Linked DNA regions of Homo sapiens: region 1 is linked to region 2. The links are chromatin loops, found by intact Hi-C in ENCODE. Cell type or tissue: dorsolateral prefrontal cortex. All regions are shown on one strand. Links, peaks and the distances in the headings refer to the core of each region. The heading gives the core; the rest is flanking DNA.

The links. A loop is a pair of places that touch in the nucleus more often than their neighbours do. Peaks named below come from ENCODE experiments on the same cell type or tissue, not always from the same donor. Only the 100,000 strongest peaks of a DNase experiment are listed, where the experiment ranks them.
Region 1: a loop joins it to region 2, with 2.4 times the contacts of the local background. A loop is called at or near these places in 2 of 110 quality-filtered maps.

The regions. Positions count from the first base shown.
Region 1 is chr16:51,236,693-51,239,602 of GRCh38, forward strand. No RefSeq gene overlaps it. Among named protein-coding and RNA genes, the nearest start is that of SALL1, 87 kb to the left of the region's middle. In dorsolateral prefrontal cortex, for the core only: no CTCF peak of the experiment used is centred there; a DNase peak (open chromatin) is centred at 1,606; H3K27ac peaks cover 2,500 bases.
Region 2 is chr16:51,440,004-51,442,913 of GRCh38, forward strand. All of the region lies in intron 2 of LOC102723323 (a long non-coding RNA gene), which reads right to left. Among named protein-coding and RNA genes, the nearest start is that of HNRNPA1L3, 200 kb to the right of the region's middle. In dorsolateral prefrontal cortex, for the core only: a CTCF peak has its summit at 1,217; a DNase peak (open chromatin) is centred at 741; H3K4me3 peaks cover 768 bases; H3K27ac peaks cover 2,500 bases; H3K27me3 peaks cover 1,344 bases.

The DNA.
Region 1 (2,910 bases), core at 114-2,613, 200 kb before region 2:
GTTTTATCTTGGGCTGTAAAGATACAATGCTATAAAGACAGCTATATTTATATCTATAGTGCTTGCAGATTAAAGGCCAAACAATGACCAGTAGTCACAGAAGGCAAAGACAATGGCAATGCTGTTTACGGTTTCCTTGCATACTGTTTCTGTGAGCTCCTTTTCTTTATAAGTGCTATTAACCCTTTGTGGGATTGTCGGATTCTTTCTTGAAATAGCCCCAGTTGGCCAACTCTTCTGACAGGTTAGAATCCAAACATGGATGTTTGGATTTACAAACCTCCCTTACAAATAGAGAGGTGAACTTGGGTTCAAGCAGCGTCTCTCCTTTCCCTAGCTGCATCTCTGTTTGGGTGGCTGGGCGGGGATAATCCAGCCTGTACATGCCTGGCCTTCTTTACTCCATCAAAATTCCCCATAGACATGCTCTGCGTCTACCCCGTGTGTCTCCATGGCCCTAAGCCCACGCCATGCATTTCCTCTCCAGCTCACCCTAACCGGAGTCCTCTTGGATCCAGCAAAATCTTATTTCAACACCCGTCAACCCAGAAATGTGTCCTTCTCCAAGGCAGGGCTGGCACTGCTCACAGCTCTGGAAAGTCCACTGTGGTCAGGACACCCACTCTGATCTGAGCTCACTTTCTGTGCCTGGAGAAGCCTTTTCATTCAATGCATCCCAGCACAGGCATAGTGCAGGCACTTCAGCTCCTGGTTGTAGATGAAATGAGTGGAGAGAGGGAATCTTGCTGGATCCTGGACAGTGGTGCTGAATGAGCTGTCAGCAGGTACGGGACCACTGTGTCAGTCTTGCTACCCCCAGAAGCTCATCTCCCTTTCCCCAAGCTCCTTGTCTCCTTCCACCTGCAGCAAGGTGCCTCCCAGGGGGGTCCCACTCACCTCCCACCTCCCAGGCCCTCACTCCCTCACTGGTGAAGGCCAGAAGAGGATGGAGGTGGGGTTCTCCTGTTTAGAGGCCACCCTCCAGTGCCAAGAAGTTTGGGGTATCCTTGGGCAGTGGGGTCATTTTATTCCCAAACCCTTCAAGATCCTCCTGCCAGGGAAAGGTTTCTTTTCCTGCCTTAGGAAGCCACTTCCGGAGGCAAGCTTCAGGAGAAAAGGAAAAGCAGATGTCAGCCTGTGACACAGAATAATCGATTTGCTCAGTGCTTGTATTTTCCTACCAATTTTGTATTTTTCAAAAAGGACAATCAAACAATTGTACTCTCGGCTAATTAATGACAAGCTGGTAAAAGCATCTCCTCATTGTTCCATTTATTTCTCCATTTCTCCCAGTTAACAGCCCTGTCTCTGAAATGAATCAATGTCGTTTACACAATGCTGTCACCCCATTGTTCCTTTATCATCCTCCATTTTCATAAATCGGGGTGTTAATCCCTTAATGGCTTTTCTCAGTGCTTAAAAAAAATGAAAGGAAAAAAAAAAAGGAAAGAAAAAAAGCCCAGCTCCTGCTCACTCTTAATCCGCCTGTAGACAATGGGTGTTTACACAGGCGGCCCTGTGAGGTGTTTACTCAAACAAGCAGGTCCAGTTGGGGATTTAGCCCTTTCTGTTTGTTGGCTAAACAGGAGGCCAACTGGGGATACACCCCTTCCTCAGGTAGGGTCTGCCCCAGCCCCCGCCCAGGCCTTTCTGCTGGACTCTTTGATGAGGTCTCCCACATTTGCCCTGATGGTCCAGGAAAGCCTTGATGCCAGGTGGGGGTACAGGATGGGAGAAGATGGGATAGGGACTTCCTGGTCTTCCCAATTCACAATTCCTGTGCCTTCTCACTCATCTCGCATGAGAGCAGTGGTGGTCCAGAGGGGTCTTCTGATGCACTCAGAAATTTCAGAACAACTATACTAAGGGGTTTCATTTTAAGGTTAAAAAGTAAATATCTAGAATTAAAGCTCATTTCACTTAACAAATACTGGCTGACTTTTGGTCTTTGTTTGGCAGACTGAAATTTTAGCATTGAGTGAACTGGTGCCTGCTGCCATGAAGTTCAGTCTACTGAGCAGGCTACCCCCAGCTGGACCCCTGCCCTGACCACCTCTTCACTTCTCAGGCCCTGCACAATGACTGGCACAATAATAATAGTAACAATAATAGTATTATTATTGCCCAAGACTGGGGCATCAGAAACTGCCTTCTAAACAGCTCAGTGCTTGTGTGGGGGCACAGAAAGAGGGGCATGCCCACACCAGCGTGGGAGATGAGGATCAAAGGCATCCAGAAATACTGAGGCAGTAGGGGTGTGGAGGGGGCCAAGAACTCTGTCTCAGCCTGCTTTGCAGGAATCTAGGTTTTCCAGAATCTCATGTGCCCTCACTCAGTGAACACATCCTGGCTGAGCTTTTTCTCTGTGTCAGCCCATGTGCAAGCTGCTCGGAGGCTTTGAGGTAAATCAGAAGGTCCCTGCCCTCAAGCAGCTCACAATCTAGTGAGAGCACAGAAAATTTGCACAAACAACTTGCAAAGACCCCTGGAGAATGTTGCAATAGCCCTTCTGAAATGTCACAAAGAAGGCACGATCACCCCAGTGCAGGTGGTTGTGCTGGTGATGGAGATGGTGGTAGATATGGTGGTGCTCGTGGTAGTGGTGAAGATGGAGTTGGTGGTGATGGAGATGGTGATGGTGGTGGAGGTGATGGTGATGGTGATGGTGGTGGTGGTGATGGTGGTGATGGTGGTGCTGGTGGTAGAGGTGGTGATGATGGTGGAGATGGTGGTGGTGGTAAAGATGGTGATAGAGATAGTTGGTAGTGATGGTGGCAGTAGTGGTAGTGGTATTGGAGGTGGTGGTGATGGTGATGATAGTGGTGGGTGAGGTGAAGATGATGGTGGAGATGGTGGTAGAGATGGTGATGATAGTGGTGGATGTGGTGGTGATGGTGGTGGTGATGTGGT
Region 2 (2,910 bases), core at 269-2,768:
AAATGGCAGACAAACTGAGAAATCTGCACTTCAAGTCCAACTCATCCTGAGAAATGCCAGAATTTTAGCAACAAAACAAACCCGCAAGTCTTCTTCGTTCTTGAGAGTCATGCCGTTTTCCTCCAAACAAGGACGAAAGGCTCTTTGCTTGTGGAGTGTCTCAGTCTAGCAGTAGATTGGAAAAATGTCCAAGCAGGGGACTCGAGTTCTCTCCCGGATGAGTTCATTTCAATAGTCACTGTGTTTCATCGGATGCAGCTGGTTACATTTTTAATAGGCAGATGGCTAATTTTACAGTTCCAAGCCAATCTCTCATTGGACAACATCCAGAAAGCCCGTGGTAGGGTGATGCCCAGCAGAAAGTTCAACAGGACACTTGGGGGGAACATATGCTAATGTCAGCCCTTTTACTTAAATGTCTTTAAAAAGAATATTCAGTGCTAAGCTGAGGGATTTTCACAGACTCAAGCCTAACACCAGATGGGTGGCCAGCTATGAAGTCCTTAGGGCCTGAGCAAATGCTCTTAATCTGGCTTGGATGGTCGGAGAATCAAATAGCACCAAACCAGTAATCTCTGAGTGATTTTTAAAAATGACAAAGGTGTATGCACTTGCAGAAATGACCAGGCTAACTAGAGAAGCGAGTTTCTCTTAATAGAAGTCCATGGCGTTACTAAAGCCCTGTGGTCCTATGATTACCTCGGCATCCCGACCTCCGTTTTGGGTGCCCCTCCCCATCTGACCTTTATGGAGTTACAGGAATGAATGTCCGTTTACCTCCCCCCAGGTGACAGCCCCTCGCCTCCAGGGTCAGAGAGGGCGGAATGTCTGTTGCAGTTAAGCATCCTTATTTTTAAACTGTTTGGAAATCTCTCTCTCCAAGGAGATGGCTATTTAGACATCTTAATTAAAAGGGAATTTGGAAATATCTCCCGTTTTGCAGCGCATGTAATCAAGCATTTCTTTTTCTCTGCAGAAGGACTTTGGTTGCCTCTTCACAAAAGGCTTTGAAATGTCCTAAAACAATCCCCCGCAGCTCGGGGTGGGGGTAGGGACGAGAGAGAGAGAGAGAGAGAGAGAGAGAGAGAGAGAGAGAGAGAGAGAGAGAAAACCAAAGCAAAAAACAACAAACATTTTCTGGGAGGTGATAAAAGTCTTGGATGCAAAGTATCCTTATTTTATCCCATGTGATGAATTGCCATAGGGTGGCTGGAAAACTCTTTAAGAACCCCAAGGGCAAATGCCGTTGTTTAAATGAGGCAAATGTTGTTTACCTCTAAGCAAAATAAAAGCTAAGGATCAGAAGAAAGAGGGGATCAAAAGATCTTTCTCCAAACAGATTTATAAAAGAGAGTGATTTTTAAATGATTTCAACTCCTACTTTATAAAAATATTTTATGAGGCACTTTTCTGAAAATAACATGCTTCTGAAGAGTTTTCCTCCCCAAATCGCTTCCTGAAAATGGTGGCATTACTTTCATGCAGTACAATTGCCTACACAAGACCTTATTTAAAACAATGCAAAAGAAATTTGACAAAGCTAGTAACTCTGCACAAGGAAACTGGGCATTTTTTTTTTTTTTTTTTTTTTTTTGCCGGGAAAATAACCTTCAAACCTCAAACTAAATCTGTAACTGCTTCTATCAAATTTTTCTTTCAAGAACCTGGAAAGCGGTTCATTTTGTTTTATCGAGCAGATTGTGAAAAGAGTTTTCTTGCAGAGTTTTTGTTTTATAATCAAAATAATTCGAGGGAAGTGACACGACTTTTCTTTTGAGATTTTTTTTTTTTTCTGGACAAAATCTAATAGAGGGAGAGAGAGAAAAAAATCTAACCAAAGCCAAGACTTGCAGACAAAAGTTACACACAATCAGAAAACCCTCAAAGATAGGTATAAATTATTCTGTCACTAAATTAAAGTATTGGTAGAAGAAAAGTCTTAAAAATGTAAAATGAGTACTAGCCAAATACCTTCACAGTTAATGGAATTATGGAAACTTCTCTCTGGTGTGAATACCCCCAAACACATTTTAGATTTATTTTTAAAGTGTAGTTTAAAGAAACTTTATACCATTTAAAAAAAAAAATAACTTTGAAAGGAAAAGAGCCAAAAGAAAAGCAGAAATTAGGGCAGTTTTTAAACTACAAGCCAACTGTTTGCTCTACTTTGCTTTATTTATTAGTTCTCAAGGTATTTAAAACTTGAGCATTAAAACTGCAGAATAATTTGCAAATGAATGCAGTTGCAGTTGTGAAAATATAACTCACAGCTGAATGTGGGTTATTCAGACAAATGGCTGCTTTGTTCGAGGAGGGGAAGTAAAGTTCTGTGTTAATTTATTACAAACTGCAGCATTTCATCCCTGATGTCCAGGCAACAATGTTTTTTATTTCAAGTAATTTATAAGCACTTCCCAGAGCACTTAGCGGTGATGTCCTTGGCTGTTTTGCTCCCAGAGACGGAGTGTATATGTATTTACTGTGGGAATTTGTTTTTAATAAAACTGTTGTAAGGCATTTTTATTCCTTTGCTTTGTTACATTAAAAACATTCACTGCATAAGTAATGTATTTTATTCCAAGTTGAAAGGCAACAGATCACAGCCGGCAACTGTATTGGGGGGTAGAGAATAATGACGAGAAAAGTAATGTTTAAAGTGAACCAGACCCTTTTCTGAGTTGCTCTAGGTGTCTCTTTGCCTCTGCATTTAAGGGAAGCAGCAATTAGATGACCAAGGGCCCAGGAAAAGTATCTAGGAGGTCCCAGGATGCAGGCAATCGGAGAATGGAGAATCAAATAGAGAAGGGCAGACTAAGGTGCAGCGAATGTGTGTTTGTGTGCTCCCGTGCATGTGTGCATAAACATGCACACGTGTGTGTGATCAATGTTACCAATTCTGATAAGTTTTCA